3 separate regions of the Mus musculus genome follow, and all the other regions are linked to region 3. A link is a loop called in an ENCODE intact Hi-C map of the cell type or tissue named here. Cell type or tissue: gastrocnemius. All regions are shown on one strand. Links, peaks and the distances in the headings refer to the core of each region. The heading gives the core; the rest is flanking DNA.

Region 1 (6,041 bases), core at 345-5,344, 83 kb after region 3:
TTTCAAAAGGGGCCAAATGTTTGGTGTGGAGCAGGGCCTAGACACTGGTTTTCTGTAGTGCTTGGAATGGGACCCAGGACCTTAAACAGCTGAGAGTTTGAAAATCTAGGGAATTGATTGATTGACTGATTGATCCTGCAGCTGGCACTGGAAACTCTGAGTGAACACCGGGTACACTGAAGAATGATGATCTCAGACTAAGGCCCAGAGTGTAGAGCACTAACTAGTAGTAAAGCCATGAGGCACAGGGTTCTATCTCTTGCACAGCATAAGTGGGCCCCGTGGTGCAGGCCTGCAGTTCCAGAGAGGGAGCTGAAGGCTGGAGGTTTGAGGACAACTGGACCACACTAGACCCTATATCATCACTAATGACTTATTGAGACTGTCTTTTGTCCAAAGTATGTGAAATTAACATTTTCTCCCAGTAGGGTTCATTTTGTGGTTGTTCAACCAAAGCTTTGTTGAGCTGCTACTCAGAGGCTGCTCCAGTAGAGGAAAATCAAAACATAGAGACCCAAATCTGCTATGTGATGGTGTTTGAAGCTCCTGTCTCTGTTCTCATCAATACAGCTGGTCTGTTGGAGATGTGCCTTGCAAACATCAATGCCCAGAAAAATTAAGGTGTTACCTCTTTCCTGTGACTTCCTGGAGGTGGAAACTCAAGCTGACTTTTTCCCTCATTACTCTTCTTTCTCCTCTGTGTTAAGGACATGAATTTTGGTAGGAGGTGAAGATTAGGGTATACCTGTCTCCCCTTAGAGATCATAGAAAACCATGGCTCAGGCCAGGGGAGGGGTACACTAAGCTCAGCACTGAAGAGGTAGAAAGGAGGGCCATCAGTTTAGACCATCTGGGCTACAAAATGAGGTCCTGTCTCAAATACCTAAACCATCAAAACAAAAGATTCGGAGGAGCCAGGTACAGTGGCACACATCCTTAAAATCTGTGATCTCTGTGAATTTCAGGCCAGCCTAGTCCACATAGCAAGTTCCAGGTCAGCTAGGACTATATAGTGAGAACTTGTTTAAATAAGTAGTGGGAGAGAAGGGCTGGAGAACCAGCTCAGCAGTTGAAACTCATTTCCTGCTCGTTTCTAGGACTCAAGTTCAGTTCCTAGCACCCACCTCAATGGCTCACAATGTCTTGTAACATGAGCTCCAAGAGATCCAACTCTCTTCTGAACTCCATAAGCACTGCACTTAGGGCATAAAACACACACACACACACACACACACACACACACACACACACACACACTTTAAAATCATAAAAAGTAGCAAGGTATTTGGCTGCACGCCTTTAATCCCAGCACTCAAGAGGCAGAGGCAGGAGGATATCTGTAACTTAGAGGCCAGCATGGTCTACATGGCAAGTTCCAGAGCAGCCAGGACTACATAGGTCCTATCTCATAAAAAGAAAGAAAATAAATCTTTTAACAAATGTGCAGAAGAGGACTGGTGAGATGGCTCAGCTGCTAAGCAAGTCTGGTGATCCAATTTTTTTCCCCCTGACATCATGTAAAGGTGAGAGGACAGAACACTATAAAGTTGACCCCTGACTTTTACACGTACACTGTGGCAAGCACCCCCCCCACACACACACACACATATCATGTATACACACAATGTATTTTAAATGTGCTGCTTTGTGACACAGAAAAGGAGGGGACCACTGGGTGCATCTGCAGAATCTAGCCTCTATAGAGCCTACATGACAGTCTGACTTCATTGTGTGTGACTGCCTCTCAATAGTTCCCATCTGAGTTTCCCTCCCTGCTGCTTTTGGGGGTTTCTAAGGAACTTTCACTTGTCATTCTGCCAGCTGATTTCCCAGCACAGTAACTGGCTTCATTAGTACTGAGTTATGTTTCTAGTACCAGGCACGGTTTTCCTCTTCTCAGCAGGTCTTTTTTTTTTTTTTTAAGATTTATTTATTATTATAAATAAGTACACTATAGCTGTCTTCAGATGCACCAGAAGAGGGTGTCAGATCTCATTATGGATGGTTGTGAGCCACCACATGGTTGCTGGGATTTGAACTCAGGACCTTCTGAAGAGCAGTCAGTGCTCTTACCCGCTGAGCCATCTCACCAGCCCTCAGCAGATCTTAAGTACAGTTAGAGAGCAGTGGGTTACTGTCAAGATATATGTGCCACTACTGCACCTTTATGGGGTCCTTGGCCACCGGCCCACGAGGACAAATGGAGCAGAGTAGACAAAGAGGGTTTCAGAGTGCCTGTAAATACGATCAGAAATGACAGCATTCTAGGATTAGCTTTTGGAAGAGAGATGGACTTTATTGGGGTGAATCTAGGGTTATATAGTTTTGGGGGAGGAGATAGCAATATTCAAAGGTCATTGGCTGAAGGCCAAAGTCCTGAGATACCTCATTAGCATGGGGAGGCATTCCAGGAATCTCAGGTACTGGCTGCAAGGGTTTCTATGGGATGGGGGGAGCTACACCTGTAATCTAACCAAGGCTACATGATACTCCGAAGGTAGAGGCTGTGGGAGCTCTGAGCTCCCCAGACAAGGTCAGAGAAGGAGAAGCCCTGCTGAAAAAGGGAGTCCACCATTTTTTTCCCCCGAGCTCTGGCTTTCCGGTAATGTCAGACTTAGACCTTTGCAGCAGGTTGACCCAATACTCATACAGTTACTTTGCCATGATAAGTCATCGCTGTGGTTCATGGGCATCATAGCTGGGCAGAACTGTTGGTTGCTGCCCTCTTTTGGAAGCTTCTGTCATCTCCTGGAACCATAAAAGCTAGTCTTCATGGAGGAGACATTCAGGTCCGTTCCACCTCAGGGGTCTCTGGGTCTTATTTCTGAAGTGTGCGGTGCCTTCAGCAGTAGGTAGGGCATTAGTTTTCATTTCTGGGGAACAACCAAGAACAACAGCAATAAAAACAGCTATGTTTTTTTAGACCGCTCTGACCAACAACTCAAAAGAGGGTTTCTCATGTCTGGTATTGGGGGTTTTGTTAGATGGTCTTTGTGTTAGCATTTTTTCTAGGCTCTGCCCAACAGTTACCTAGCAACAGCCAGGTATAAGACTGGCTTGCTATAAAAGAACTGTTTGGCCTCTCTCACTTTCTCTGACCCCTCCTCTGACCTGCCCCTTTCCCCTCTCTGCCCGCCCCCCTTTCTCATTTGCTCTCTCTTTCTTTCTCTGTCCTCTCTCTTTCTCTGACTCTACTCCCTTCTCAACCCTCCTTCTCATGCCCCCAAATAAACGTTATTTTATATTAGATCCATCGTATGGCTGGTTCTTCATGGGGTGATACCTCAGCCTGAGCCTCCTAGGGCTCCCCCTCCTGCCGCATCATACTGTGTTTTACAAAACATATCACTTTGGCTTTTAGGAGGAGTACATTAGCCCAGGTGAGAAAAGTTCATTAACACTATATATGTTGCCAGGCGTGGTGGTGCACGCCTTTAGTCCTAGCACTTGGGAGGCAGAGGCAGGCGAATTTCTGAGTTCGAGGCCAGCCTGGTCTACAGAGTGAGTTCCAGGACAGCCAGGGCTACACAGAGAAACCCTGTCTTGGAAAAACAAAAGCAAACTATATATGTATATTTATACATGAGTTACTTGTATTATATTTTGTTTATTTACTATTTTTGGCAAGTAGTTAATAGTATGATTCATTGTGGATATTTCAGACATCCTTCTTGTTACTCACCTCCCTTCTCCTTCTGTCTTTACCTCCCTCCCCCTCTGTAAAGAGCCCCTCCTTTCCCATTTCCTCTATCACAGCATTTATATCCTGCTCTCCACTCCAAAAAAAAATCTTTTTTTTGTCTGAGACAGGGTTTCTCTGTATATCCCTGACTGTCCTGGAACTCACTCTGTAGACCAGACTGGCCTCGAACTCAAAATACGCCTGCATCTGCCTCCCGAGTGCTGGGACTAAAGGTGTGTGCCACCACTGCCCGGTTAAGAATTCTTAGATTTTATTTATTTATTTTATACATATGATCAGTACACTGTAGCTGTCTTCAGACACACCAGAAGAGGGCATCAGATCCCATTACAGATGGTTGGGAGCCAGCATGTGGTTGCTGTGTGTTGAACTCAGGACCCCTGGAAGAGCAGTCAGTGTTCTTACCCGCTGAGCCATCTCTCCAACCCCGGCTCTTAAGTGCTTTGCATTGGGCTTCATGATTTGCTTAGCAGGAGAAATAGACTGTGGGATCATAGTCTTGTGGAAGGCAAAAGAGTTCCGGCACCAGCCAAGTGTCATCCACTCTTCCCTGAGGTGGATTTAGGCAAGCAGCGACACAGGAGGTCCTGCGAAGAGACTTTGGGTAAACAGGGAGGACAGCCCTGATTGAGTCCTCCGCTGACAGATGGGTGACAGTTGATTGACATGCACCCCACGAACCCCAGCTGGCTGGCTGACTGTTCAGCAACCACAGCAGTTTGGTTCCCTCATGGGGGGCAGTTTCCTCTGTGCATCAGGGAAAGCACCTGCACAGAGCAGAGAGGAGAGAAGCAACAGTCTGGAACCTGCTGAACTCACTGAAAGCCCACCAGGCCCTCCACGGTTAGACTCTGCGGTGATAGGTACATCAGAAAAGTGTAAGAAAGAGAAATCAGAGATGTCTAAGCTGAGAGGTGATGGATTTCTCACGCACAAGTTAGGGTATAAAGGGCACAGATCTCTAATATCAGGGCCCTTGTGGTTTTCTTCTCTCTCTCTCTCTTCCCTCCCCCCTTTCTCCCTGTCCATTTCGCTCTCTGCCTCCTGTCAGTCACTCTCTCCTCCGGCCCCCTTCTTTCTGAGACAGACCCTAACTATTTAGCCCTGACTATCCTGGAACTCAAGGGTTCCTGCCTCTGTCAAGTTCCAGGATTTAAAATGTACATCAAGAAGCTAGACAGATGACTTCGTGGTTAAAAACACTGACTGCTCTTGCAGGTTAAGTTCAGTTCCCTGTACTTACACGGCGGCTTCCATTCTAGGGAAATCACACTGTCTCCTAACCTCTGTCATCATCAGGCCGGCACGTGCTGCATGGATATGCAAACAGGCAAAACACATTAAAAAATGAATATAGGCCGGGCGGTGGTGGCGCACGCCTTTAGTCCCACCACTTGGGAGGCAGAGACAGGCGGATTTCTGAGTTCAAGGCCAGCCTGGTCTACAAAGTGAGTTCCAGGACAGCCAGGACTATACAGAGAAACCCTGTCTCAAAAAAAAAAAAAAAAAAGTATAAACTCATACGTGGTCACATCTGGCAATTTTCTTGTTCTGTCCCTAGGTGTTACAAAGGTGGCTGTCTTAGTCAGGGTTTCTATTCCTGCACAAACATCATGACCAAGAAGCAAGTTGGGGAGGAAAGGGTTTATTCGGCTTACACTTCCATACTGCTGTTCATCACCAAAGGAAGTCAGGACTGGAACTCAAGCCGGTCAGGAAGCAGGAGCTGATGCAGAAGCCATCCATGGAGGGATGTTCTTTACTGGCTTGCCTCCCCTGGCTTGCTCAGCCTGCTCTCTTATAGAACCAAGACTACCAACTCAGAGATGGTCCCACTTACAGGGTCCTTTCCCCCTTAATCACTAATTGAGAAAATGCCTTACAGTAGGATCTCATGGAGGCTTTTCCCCAACTGAAGCTCCTTTCTCTGTGATAACTCCAGCTGTGTCAAGTTGACACCAAACCAGCCAGTACAGTGGCTGTCACAGCTCTGGAGATCACACAAGAGGAAGGAGTGGGAGAATGAGGTTGATCCCATCTGTTTCGTTTTTAAGTGTTATAGTTGAACTGAAACAAAACCTTTCTGCGTATGAGCACAGTGCCTTCAGAAGCTGTAGAAAGCATCACTTCTCCAGAATTAGAGTTTTAAACAGTTGTGAGCCACCATGTGTATACTGGGAACTGAATCTGGGTCCTCTTAGAGAGCTGGCAGTACTCTTAATTGCTCAGTGGTCTCTCCAGTTCCCATAGCTGTTTCTCTTATGGAGAAAACAAAGGCCTTCGTTTGTGAAGCAGCTGTCTCAGGTCTGATCTGTCCATAGTGGCACCAATCAGAACC
Region 2 (6,041 bases), core at 338-5,337, 50 kb after region 3:
TTATAAGAGCAGACATGGTTTGTCTTCCACATTCCTACTGTCTAAGACGGACTCTTCAGGTGACATTAGACCCTGCAGATGCACAGAGCAACACTGAAACAGGAAAGTGGACCCTTCTCCCAGAGCCCTGTCTGGCCTCATAGCATCTTGGACAGCAGGTGTACTGCAGACTTCTGTGACCCAGTGACTTTCCTGAAAGGTTAACCCCAGATGAGGGATGATCACCCCAGAGCTTTGCTCCACATAGATGGAGACTGGTTTCCGGGGTCCTGCTTTGGCATCAGTAGACAGCAAGTTCTGTCTTTAGTGGGCCTTGGCTGGTAAGGATCACAAATGCAAGGCCAACCTGAGCTACACAGCAAGACTGTCTTCTATTTGTTTGGTTTTTTTTTTTTTTTTTTTTTTGGTTTTTGGAGACAGGGTTTCTCTGTGTAGCCCTGGCTGTCCTGGAACTCACTCTGTAGACCAGGCTGGCCTCGAACTCAGAAATCTGCCTGCCTCTGCCTCCCAAGTGCTGGGATTAAAGGTGTGTACCACCACTGCCTGGCTATTTGTTTGTTTTTCAAGACAGGGTTTCTCTGTGTAACCCTGGCCGTCCTGGAACTAGGCCTGTAGACCAGGCTGGCCTCAAACTTAGAGATCCCCCTGCCACTGTCTGCCTTAAGTACTGGGATTGAAGGTGTGTGTCACCACCACCTAGCAAGACTCTGTCTCCAACAGTTTTGTTGAGAGTAAATGTTGGTGATGTGCTGTTTCACTTCAGCTTGTCTGTCACATCACACATGCTCACATGCTAAGTAGCTGTCACCGTATCAGTTTCCAGAACCTTCATCCTCACATGACTTACTGATTTTCTCCCTCTCGATCTCCCCAACACATGGAGCTGTCTGTCTGTTTGTGTGGCTGAATATGCGCCATCAAGTGTCAGGCTGCATCAGTCGTCAGCAGAATAGAGTGAGTTGTTTACCTCTGGGTGATAGCAAATGCTGCTGCAGTTCTTTTGTCACTTGGGCCACTTGTCACAGAGTCCTGGGAATGCAGCCAAGCTCTTTTCAGTTAACACTCAGTAAATGCTTTCTCTCTGTGGGCTGACTATGCTCTTGATCATGTCCTCTGAACCACATACTGCTTTATCTCCTGTTAGCCATGCCTGTGTGACTTAAGCAAGCAGTGTACCACTAAACACCTGCCTGCCCATCTCGTGTTCTCTGTGTCTTCAGGCACCAGCTCTATCAGCTGGATGAGCCTCTGTAACCCCCTTTCCCAGTGCACCTCCAAGTCTGTGTGTCCTGACCAACCTTTGACAGCCATAGCATGTATTTCCACCATGAGTTCTTAGACTCAGTCATGGATACAAGGTGGCTGATGTGAACAAAGCTAGGGTGATGTTAGCCCACCTCATACGTGTGAATATCCACGAGACAGGCAGCCTGTCAGGTGTTTGTTTTGATTTGGGGGTGGGACTTGAAAGGCTGGGCCCAGGCCAGGCTCACAGTGGTAGAGAACTTCAGGACCAAGAACAGAAACACATCTCTAACTCTGGACCATCCAAGCCCCTTGTCCACCAACATCCTTGTTCAGCTTCCGCTCCAGGCCTTTGTCTTCTGATGCTTCCCATAGCTGATTTATCTCAGAGTTTAAGTCCTGAGCTGTCCCCAAGGAGCTTAGCTTGGCTGCTGATGCAAATGATGAGAAATTTCAAAGGCCAGACTTGAACTTGTGACCCTCCTGAGTCCTGAGATGACAGACCAGTGTCACCATGTCTGACTTTGAAATCGGAAAATTGACAAGCTGAATACACAAGGGCTGACTCCAGTCATGGTGGCATGTGAGAAACTCCACGATGGAGGCATTGCTGTAGGCGTACATGTTTTTGCAACCTATTTTTAATAAGAAATAAGTCAACCTCTCCTAGCCCACCACCCAACAAAGGTAGTGAAAGAGAAAAGTTGCTAGGATATGGGGGAAGTGGACCTGTTCAGCAATAGTTCTTTGGGAGCGAGCTCAGTCTTCTTAGGCAGCAGTTCAGTCCTGTAGCAAACACCAAATACGATTCAGCAGCTGCAGACCAGTCCTGTAGGTAGGCAGACAGCAGGCACGAGCCAGCAACGGTTCAATCCTGAAGAAACTGCCAGGCTCACCAACTGGCCTGAGGCGAGGCCCCAGAAGAGGCAAGGTGCCACAGTTCGCAGTTCTTGGGCAAGTTCCTCTCAATGGTAGCAATATCACAGGTTGAGCTCAACAATGCTATATAAGAGGAACCAATGCACTTGTGTCTTTAAGAATAGTAAGATGAAGCCGGGCAGTGGTGGCGCATGCCTTTAGTCCCAGCACTTGGGAGGCAGAAGCAGGCGGATTTCTGAGTTTGAGGCCAGCCTGGTCTACAGAGTGAGTTCCAGGACAGCCAGGGCTACACAGAGAAACCCTGTCTCGAAAAACCAAAGGAAAAAACAAACAAACATACAAAACTGAATCAATAAAGAACTCAAAAACCAACCCAGGGGTGATGGCAGCTTTCATCTTTGTTGGTTGACAGAGTGAGTTCCAGGACAGCTGTCTTAACAAAAAACAAACAGAAAAAGAGCTCAAAAACCCAGTCTCCGATTGGCCAATGAAATAGACAGTTTTCAAAAGATGAAGTGGACGTGGCCAATAATAAAACAAAAATATTTAACCAGGACTTAGATGACCCAGATGACATTTGATTCGCAACCCCACCCCCACCCCCAACTTGGCGAGTACCAAGCATTTGTAACTCCAGTTCCAGAGACTCCAATGCCCTCTTCTGGCCTGCTCAGGTACTGCACACACTGTCTACTGGCAAATCATAAGAGTAAAACCCACCCTTACTAGCTATGAGAGAAATGCCTATCAAAACCATATGAGAGGTTGGAAAGATGGCTCAGCAGGTAAGAGCACTGTGCTTCTGTAGAGGACCTGGGTTTGGTTCTCAGCTTCCACATAGCAGTTCACAACCATCTGTAACTTCATGAGATTTTTACCCCTGTCAAAATGGCATTCCATAAGAGAATAAGAAATGAGCCAGGTATGAACATGCATTTAATCCCAGCGCTGGGAGGTAGCAGGAGGTAGGTGGATTTCTGAGTTGCAGTATAATTTAGGCCAAAGGAAGTCCTTGGACATGGAAATGGAAACCAGTCCAGCCACTATGGGAATCAGTGTGGAGGCACTTCAGAACTCTAGAAAGGCCAGCCATTAGACCAGGCAGTGCACTGCTGGGCATTTACCACAGGACTCCAAGGCAGCATACCACAGACACACTAAGCTATGCAACCAGCCTGGTGCATATCAAAGCAAAGAATGGGTAAGGAAAATGTGGCCTATGTAAGAGGGGGGTTCCTTTCAGCCACAAGACAAACAAGATAAGCCTACTCAGCAGACTAAGCCAACCACAGGAAGACAAATACTATATTTTCTTTTATTTGTGAATTCTAGGATCTATACATAAAGCCATACATTGTATGAATGGTGTGAAAGTAAAACTGGGGAACAAAAGGGGTTAATGGACGAAGAGAAAGGTGGAGAGGGGTTGCGTGCCCGATACATACATTATAAGCTCTGTGCAAATTGCTTTATGAAATCCAGGGTAATTTTCAAAAGATGAAATGGAGTCTGGGTTTGTTTTTTTTGAGACAAGGTCTCATTATTTAGTCCCAGCTGACCTGGAGCTCTATATAGGTCAGGCTGGCCTCAGAGTCCTTGAAATTGACTGCCTCTGCCTCTCAAGTCCTGGGAATTGAACTTGGATCAGTTGTCAATCTTGATGGCAGTCACCTTTATCCTGTGAACCATCTCAAAGTTTGTTGCTTCATCATTTTGCATTTTGAGGGAGGGTCTCGTGTAGTCCAGGCTGTCCACGAGCATACTATGTAGCTGGCTTTGAACTCAGAATCCTACCTCTACTCCTGGGTGGAGCTGGGGCTCAGACAACCTTGTACTCTGGATCTCCATCCTCTAAGCAGCAAGAGAACGGCTGTGTGCTAGCATTGCCAGCCTTGAGCCCCAGCCTTCTGGATACTTCAGAGCATTTGGATCATCCTGCTTTATCCAGGAATGTCTGGATGCTGTTGGAGAGGCAGCAGCTGGAAGACCGTACCTCCACAATTGACACCAGTGAATAAACTATCTTTCTCCAAACCTGCTCCAGTGGCCAGCATTGCCAGGTTATACAGGCCTGCTCTCGAAACAGGAGAGATGCTCACCCTCTCAATCAAGCAGGAAATAGAAAGCAATCATTTTCCGTGCACTTGGGCTAAACCCAAGGTACCGTCCTCACTGCCACATAAGCCAGACTGGGGCAGTATACACCTGGAGCCTCATCCTTGATGAGAATAAAGAATTTGGAGGATCAAGGCAATCCCTGTGACTGGTGGAAAAAAAGGATTCTCACTGGCACCTTCCTGTGAGAGAGTGAGAAGGGGTCTCACATAGCCCAGGCTAGCTTCAAGCCTCCCCCACAACTCAGGCGCTGGGATGACAGACATGCACAACCATGCCTCACTTATGCACTGCTATCTATTATGCATTCTAGGTAAGCACGCTACAAACTGAGCTACCCCCGCCCCACAACTTTCAAATAGTTTAAGTAGACATTTTCCAGCCCAATGGCCCTCGTGCGTGCAGGCATCTATGCGGTCGAAGTAGAGGACAGGAAGTTGCAGGCCATATATGCGCTGTACCTTGGTGGCAAACTTCGGAGTAGCAGAACAAACCTAAAGGGAATGGTAAAATAAAGCACGAGACCCCTGAGTTAAGGCAATGTTACCTCGCTGCCTACAGAATCTGTCAGAACTGCCCCACCACCACCACGCTGCCACCTTTAAAATCATGCAGGCAGTGCCAAGTCTCTACCCTCCGGCGTTCTGGGGGCTTCCAAATCTCAGTTCCACGCAGTTCTGTTCCCATTCACTCAAGTTCCGGCGCCAGGCCTTTCTGACCCTTTCATCTGAAACCACCCACCACACCCCACCACACCCCTACACGCGCACAGGGAATGTGAGCCTTCCGGCTGCTGTTCCCTGCAGATCTCTTGGATGTCACTGAGTCCCCGCACTTCTGTGAGTTCTCATAAAACATTCCTGGGATTCCTAGTGTTAGCTTCCAGCTGGGATCTGAGTTCCAGAAAAGCTGAGAATCCTTGCTCGGTCTTGGTGAGGTTACTGGGCTACTTGAAGATCTATTTATTTGGACACATTGTGGGTGTTCAACGGGCGCACATTACTCAGCAATAGTTGCTCAGGATGTTATAAGACCTTCTTGGAAATGCAATGTTTCCTACTCCATTCACAAGTAAACTGCGGGAGTTGGTTTACAGACCAGATTCCATCCACAGGTACAAGGCCAGTCTCCCAACGTAGGCCCTTTAAAAAAAAAAAAAGTTGGAGATGCCGGGGATTGAACCCGGGGCCTCATACATGCAAAGCATGCGCTCTACCACTGAGCTACATCCCCTGATGGAGAGACTTACTTTCCGGAATAGATAACAGAAATGAACCGCTTGCTGTTCTAAGGTTTGGGGTTTTTGTTTTTGTTTTTGTTTTTTTCCGATCTTGATTTATGATGTTGGTGTCATGTGCTGAAGCCTCGGGAGAAAGGAAAGGGGGAGAGGAACAGAGAGAAGGAACGTAGAAGAGGGAAGGAACCGTGCGCCCGTCACTATCTGTGTCTTTCTTTCTTTTGTTTTTTTTTTTTTTGTTTTGGTTTGGTTTTCCGAGGCAGGATTTCTCTGTGTATGCCCTGGCTATCCTGGAACTCACTCTGTAGACCAGGCTGACCTTGAACTCATATCTGTGTCTTTCTATAGCAGCTTGTCAAGAAACAGTTTAGCACAGCTTGTCCTCGTTAGTATAGTGGTGAGTATCCCCGCCTGTCACGCGGGAGACCGGGGTTCGATTCCCCGACGGGGAGGCTAACAGTGGTTTTTGCGTTAGCACTTTTAGGAAATGATGGATGTGTGTAGGAAGCTCTGAAAAGACCCTTACCGTGCCTAAACACAATCTGCTTTCAACAACTTTATAGAG
Region 3 (6,041 bases), core at 621-5,620:
AGTGGGGAGGAATGGGGGGGGGGTGTCAATCTCCTTCCTACAGTGAGTTCAAAGCTAGCTTTGGCTACGTAATTGAGACCTTATTAAAATATAAATAAATGAAACTAACAAAAAGCCCCAAATGCCACACTTTGTCCTGGGATGAAAAAGGGTGAAAATTTTGTCCTACCTCCAGGAAGGTGGTGTGATTGAGAGCTGGTTCCAGAGGAACCAGCCACTGTTTGCTGAGGTTGGAGCTCAGCCTCCAGGACTCTACGATTTCCCTACTCTTGACAGAGACAATCCCAGGGCCTGGAGAGATGGCTCAGCGGTTAAGAGTACTGCCTGCTCTTCCAGAGGTCCGAGTTCAAATCCCAGCAACCACATGGTGGCTCACAACCCTCTGTAATAGGAGCCAATGGCTTCTGGTGTGTCTGAAGACAGCTACAGTGTACTCATATACATGAGATAAATAAATCTAAAAAATAAAATAAAATAAAATAAAAGCCAGGCAGTAGCCGGGCGTGGTGGTGCACGCCTTTAATCCCAGCACTCGGGAGGCAGAGGCAGGCGGATTTCTGAGTTTGAGGCCAGCCTGGTCTACAAAGTGAGCTTCAGGACAGCCAGGGCTATACAGAGAAACCCAGGTGGGGGGGGGGGGAAGCCAGGCAGTGGTGTTGCATGCCTTTAATCCCAGCAATCAGGAGGCAGAGGCAGGCAGATTTCTGAGTTTGAGGCCAGCCTGGTCTACAGAGTGAGTTCCAGGACAGCCAGGGCTACACAGAGAAACCCTGTCTCGAAAAAACAAAATAAAAAAAAGAGAAAAAGATAGAGACAATCCCTTCTTAATAGTGCCTGGTACAAGCTGAGGGAACCACAGGGAGCCTTAGCTGTCACTCAAAGGGGCACAGAGTGACCACTTTTGCTGCCAGCCAGACTTCCTGGAAACCCACTACCTCAGCATCTCTCCCTTCATCTACCTACATTTCCCCCCCCCCATGCAAACAAGAACACTAGAAGTATTCTGCCCACACCAATCAATATTTTCAGACACCATGGCCCATGTCCGGCCATGTACTGACTGGCCTTGGGGACAGTGTGACTCTTGGATTATCACAGGGTGAAGACTCATCTAGATTCTGAAACAAGTACAGAGAGTCCTGCAGGGATGGACGACTGTTCCAAGTTCTAGAAGTCAGACTGCTGGTGATCACTTCAGGCGGTGGGCCCTGCAGCACCACTTACGGAGGGTAGATGAAGAGATGCCTTTGGGTGAGGGGATACTTTTCCGGTCTGGTGGTCCCCCCCCCCCTTTGAGTGCCCAAGGCTCGGAGGGCCACAGAGGGTCACAGGGTAGAGGCTGTGACTGAGGGCTTTTTCTTCTGGTAGAAGGCACTGGCAGCCTGGTGTGTGTGTGTGTGTGTGTGTGTGTGTGTGTGTGCGTGTGCGTGTGTGTGTGTGTGTGTGTGTGTGGTGTGTGTGTAGCAAAGGAGGGGGTTACTTTCCAGGGCTTCAGCTTTCAAGAGCCTCAGGTGTCAGAGCCTTAGCTCCTTGACAGCAACAAGGTTCACAAGTACAAGTCTGAGACTGAGACAGATAGGAGGGACTCATCTCTCCCTGGGGCCCTGGGCAGGTGTTAAGCAATTAGAGAATTGTTTTAAATCATTATTATTGTGGCGGTGCATGCGTTTTATCACAAACTCAGGAAGCTGAGTTTGAGGCCAGCCAAGGCTACACTGAGATCCTGTCTCAAAATATAAAAACCGGTATTACTGTTCATGGTAAGTTGTTTATAAGCACTCCTGATATTAATTCTGTTTATTTCTTCTTTGACAATTTCATGCACATGTACATGATGTATTTTTTAAATTTACTTATTTTATTATATGAGTACACTTTTAGCTATCTTCAGACCCACCAGAAGAAGAGGCACCAGATCCCATTACAGATGGTTGTGAGCCACCATGTGGTTGCTGGGAATTGAACTCAGGACCTCTGGAAGAGCAGCCAGTGCTCTTAACCGCTGAGCCATCTCTCCAGCCCATAATGTACTTTTATTATATTCACTTCCCAAGCATGTGCGGGTAAGTAGGTGGGTTCGTGTGTACCATAGTCCACATGTAGTGGTCAGAAAGACAAACTTAGGGGAGTCAGTTCTCTCCTCCTACAATGTGGGTCCCAGGGATCAAACTCAGGGCGTCAACTCGTTGGCAGGCACCTTAACCTCATCTCACTGGCCCCATTTGTTTCCAAGGTAGGGTCTCATGTAACCCAAGGGAGTAAGGAGGCAAGAAGGCAGAAAATTAGAGACCGTAGGCTCGGGTTAACTGGAAGTGTTGCAGAAATCGGGCAAGCCTTCAGGGCCAAGGGTGTGACCCCAAGGTCTAACCTTATAACGCTGGTAACTGGTAATGCGAGGCAGAGGTTACGAGCTAAAGTATCCCAACTTCCCACAGGAGAGCTGGAAGCACTGGCCACTGAAAAGAACTTCAGACTCTTCCTACCTGGTAGGTCTGGTACAAAGCCAGGCATACCCGAAGACTGAAAAATCTCAACTACCTAGGAGCACGCTAGCTCCGGGAGCACACGCTGGTTAAGGGTACAAACACTGATCCCTGCAGCGCTAGAGGGCACCATCTGCCTGCTGTCACTACTTGTTGAAGCCAAAGGCTGGCAGAAGCCAGGGCTCCAGGCTTCCTCCGCTGCCCACCACGGCCACCACCACGCCCCCCAGAATTTTTAGCAACCAGAGGTTTGGATCTTAATGCTTACTAGCTTCCACAAGGACCACAGTGTGTCTTCATAGCTTCACAGCCGGAACCTTATCTTTGCCCCTGTGGTTTCTACCCCAACCTCTCTCTGCAACTCTTCAGCAGTACTTTGTTGCTATCTGTGCATGTGAGCAAACCACACACACATTCACGCACACACCCCATACTAAATACAAATTTTTTAAAACTTTAAAAACACACAGATACACAAAATAATAACTTAAAACTGGACTGGAGAGATGGCTCAGCAGTTAAGAACACTTACTGCTCACAAACATCTACAACTCCAGCTCCCAGGGATCTGATTCCCCCTCAAGATTTTGTTTGTTTGTTTGGTTTGGGTTGGGTTTTTTTGTTTTGTTTTGTTTTGTTTTTCGAGACAGGGTTTCTGTGTATAGCCCTGGCTGTCCTGGAACTCACTTTGTAGACCAGGCTGGCCTTGAACTCAGAAATCCACCTGCCTCTGCCTCCCAAGTGCTGGGATTAAAGGCATGCGCCACCACACCCGGCTTTTTTGGTTTTCGAGACAGGGTTTCTCTGTATAGCCCTGGCTGTCCTGGAACTCACTTTATAGACCAGGCTGGCCTCAAACTCAGAAAGCTGCTTGCCTCTGTCTCCCAAGTGCTGAGATTAAAAAAGTGTGCCACCTGCCCAGCCCTCGTCTGGGTTCTTGGCAATCAATTACAAACACATAAAAACATAATTAGCCGGGCGGTGGTGGCGCACGCCTTTGATCCCAGCACTTGGGAGGCAGAGGCAGGCGGATTTCTGAGTTCGAGGCCAGCCTGGTCTACAAAGTGAGTTCCAGGACAGCCAGGGCTATACACGGAAACCCTGTCTCGAAAACAAACAAACAAACAAACAAAAATAATAATAATAATTTTTAAAATAGCCAGGAGTAGCGCTTCATTTCATTAATCCGAGAACTTGGGAAGCAGAGGCAGATGGGTCGCTGTGAATTCAAGATTACCTTGTTCTACATAGTGAGTCCCAGAACAATCAGAGTTACATAGTCAGAGTCTGTCTCAAAAATAAAATAAATAAATATAAATGATGGGGCTGAAGAGATAGCTCAGTGGTTAAGAGCACTGGCTGCTTTTGCAGAGAACCCCAAGTTCTCAGCACCCACACAGTATCTCTCTGTCATCTGTAACTCCATCTTCAGGAGATCCAATGTCCTCTTCTGGGCTCTGAAGTCATTGCATGTATATGGTGCCATCACATATGCAGACAAAACACTCATACACATACAGATAACTTAATCTTTTTTTAAGATTTATTTATTTATTATATGCAAGTACACTGTAGCTGTCTTCAGACACTCCAGAAGAGGGCACCAGACCTCATTACGGGGGTTGGGGGGTGGGGTGGTTGCAAGCCACCATGTGGCTGCTAGGATTTGAACTAGGGACCTTCAGAAGAGCAGTCAGTGCTCTTAACCGCTGAGCCACCTCTCCAGCCCTTTTTTTTTTTTTTAAATTAATCTTTAGTGCAGGAGAGATGGCTCAATATTTAAAAGCACTTGCTATTCATGTAGATGACCCGGGTTCACTTCCCAGCACCCATATGGCGGCTCATAAACATCTGTAACTCCGTTTCCAGGGACTCTGACCATCAAGGGCACCAGGGACACACAAAGTATACATACACTCACGCAGGCCAAGCAGTCATACACATTAAGATAAAGAAATAAACCAAAGCCATAAAATGACTCTCTAATTCTGGAGGTTGCCTCAAGTGCCTCACCAAAGTAAAGAAATCCATCCAGGAGTCTGAACATCACCACAGTAAACATTTATTAAGCCGCAATGTTCACAATATTTTAATCCAATTCTTAAAGTCGATCTACAAAGACCTCTAACATCAAGCCAGTGATTAATAAATAAGAGGAATGTATCCATCACTTTGCAAAAAAATACTAAGCCTGACGCTTTTTTTTCCCTATATAAGATATTCGTAGAATCAGCTTCCCAATTAATGTTTGCGCATGTGCGTGTGTGCACACACCCCACTATGTTCACACGGAATGGCTTTCTTTCTACTGTGTCAAACTAAATACTATTTAAAATTTCCTAAGCTGAGACACAAAACAGAAACTCAACTGTGAAGAAGTCATTGGTGTTTTTTTTTTTTAATCTGCAGCTAAAAACAGGGAAATAATTACCTCTTGGGGGATTTAACTGCACATTGATCACTGTCACTAGAAATTAATTTAATTACAGGATATTTAGAGATTTATCACAGATGCAGACAGGAAACTGACACAACAGCATAAGCTTGAAATCCGCAGAGACATCGGGCGGAGAGTCGGGCATGCCACTGGCTGCCGTAGCTGTCCCGGTGGCAGCAACAATGTGCTGTTTGTGCCATCAGGACTGAAAGACAGGTTCTCCGTGTCTGTCCTAGCTATGGAAGGACCACCAAAGAGCAAAACACAGAAGGAAGCAAAAAGGCCGAAGCTTGCTGATGCCAGCCAGTGACAAGGGTATTGGGTTAAAACCCGCAAAATAGAAATCTACAATTCACAGGTGAGGAGCCCAAAGCCCAAGTACATAAATGGTCAAACTCAAAAACATTACAGAATTATCACAGGTTGCTTTGAAAGCAGCTTTCATGCTGGGGGCAGAGCTCAGGAGCCCAGGACTTGAAGGTAAAGAGGCTGAGAGGGTCGCCTTGGAAATTCCTTGTAGCTCCAGGTGCGCACCAGGCTCACCAATGCTGGCTTTCTGGGCATGGTGGTGCACAACTTTAAGCCTGGTACTTGGGAGGCAGAGGCGAGCAGATCTCTAGGTTCGAGGCCAGCCTGGGCTAGATTGAGACCCTGTCTCAGAACAGACCAAAGCAACAGGGCTTGTGAAGAAGGGAAGTGCTTCAGGCTGCCTACCAAGCACAAGATGCAGAGGAGCTTTGTTAAAGATTCTCGTGCTGACTCTTGAACATGTTGGGTTAGTTTGCTGAGACAGGGTCTTGCCACGTAGACCAGGATGGCTTTGAACTCAGCACCTTCCTATCTATCTGGAGACTGAGTCCTGGGTTTGCAAAGCACATCGGGCTTCCTGGTCACGCTGTTTCCGAGCCATCTGTGAGCAGGCCGGAGTGACAGGACCACGTGAGCAAGCAGAGCTCTTCACACACAGGGCCCTTGAGTGTGCCAGGGCCATAGGACAATGCTCCCAACCTTCCCTCAGAGGTTCTCATGAGGTCCCTAGGAAAGACATGCCTTCCTGGTTGCTTATTCACAGCTCTGCTCCTAACCCCCTGTGGCCTGCTGAGCCTCATCCCCAGGCTGCC

What was found. Peaks named below come from ENCODE experiments on the same cell type or tissue, not always from the same donor. Only the 100,000 strongest peaks of a DNase experiment are listed, where the experiment ranks them.
Region 1: a loop joins it to region 3, with 4 times the contacts of the local background. A loop is called at or near these places in 12 of 42 quality-filtered maps.
Region 2: a loop joins it to region 3, with 2.7 times the contacts of the local background. A loop is called at or near these places in 12 of 42 quality-filtered maps.

Annotation. Positions count from the first base shown.
Region 1 is chr5:125,375,789-125,381,829 of GRCm38, reverse strand. It overlaps Gm40324 (a long non-coding RNA gene), which reads right to left. Exons shown (of 3, transcript XR_868515.2): 2 at 4,109-4,290; 3 at 2,199-2,873. Among named protein-coding and RNA genes, the nearest start is that of Gm40324, 4.0 kb to the right of the region's middle. In gastrocnemius, for the core only: a CTCF peak has its summit at 2,731 (motif pointing left); no DNase peak of the experiment used is centred there.
Region 2 is chr5:125,408,903-125,414,943 of GRCm38, reverse strand. It overlaps Dhx37 (DEAH (Asp-Glu-Ala-His) box polypeptide 37), which reads left to right. Exons shown (of 27, transcript NM_203319.1): 27 at 1-540. It overlaps n-TDgtc14 (a tRNA gene), which reads left to right and starts at 5,857; the gene lies at 5,857-5,928. It overlaps n-TAtgc5 (a tRNA gene), which reads right to left and starts at 5,472; the gene lies at 5,401-5,472. In gastrocnemius, for the core only: a CTCF peak has its summit at 2,803 (motif pointing left); a DNase peak (open chromatin) is centred at 2,787.
Region 3 is chr5:125,458,853-125,464,893 of GRCm38, reverse strand. Bri3bp (Bri3 binding protein) reads right to left here. Exons shown (of 3, transcript NM_029752.2): 3 at 4,009-6,041. It overlaps Gm40325 (a long non-coding RNA gene), which reads right to left and starts at 328. Exons shown (of 2, transcript XR_868516.1): 1 at 1-328. In gastrocnemius, for the core only: CTCF peaks have their summits at 2,601 (motif pointing right) and 4,069 (motif pointing right); a DNase peak (open chromatin) is centred at 2,630.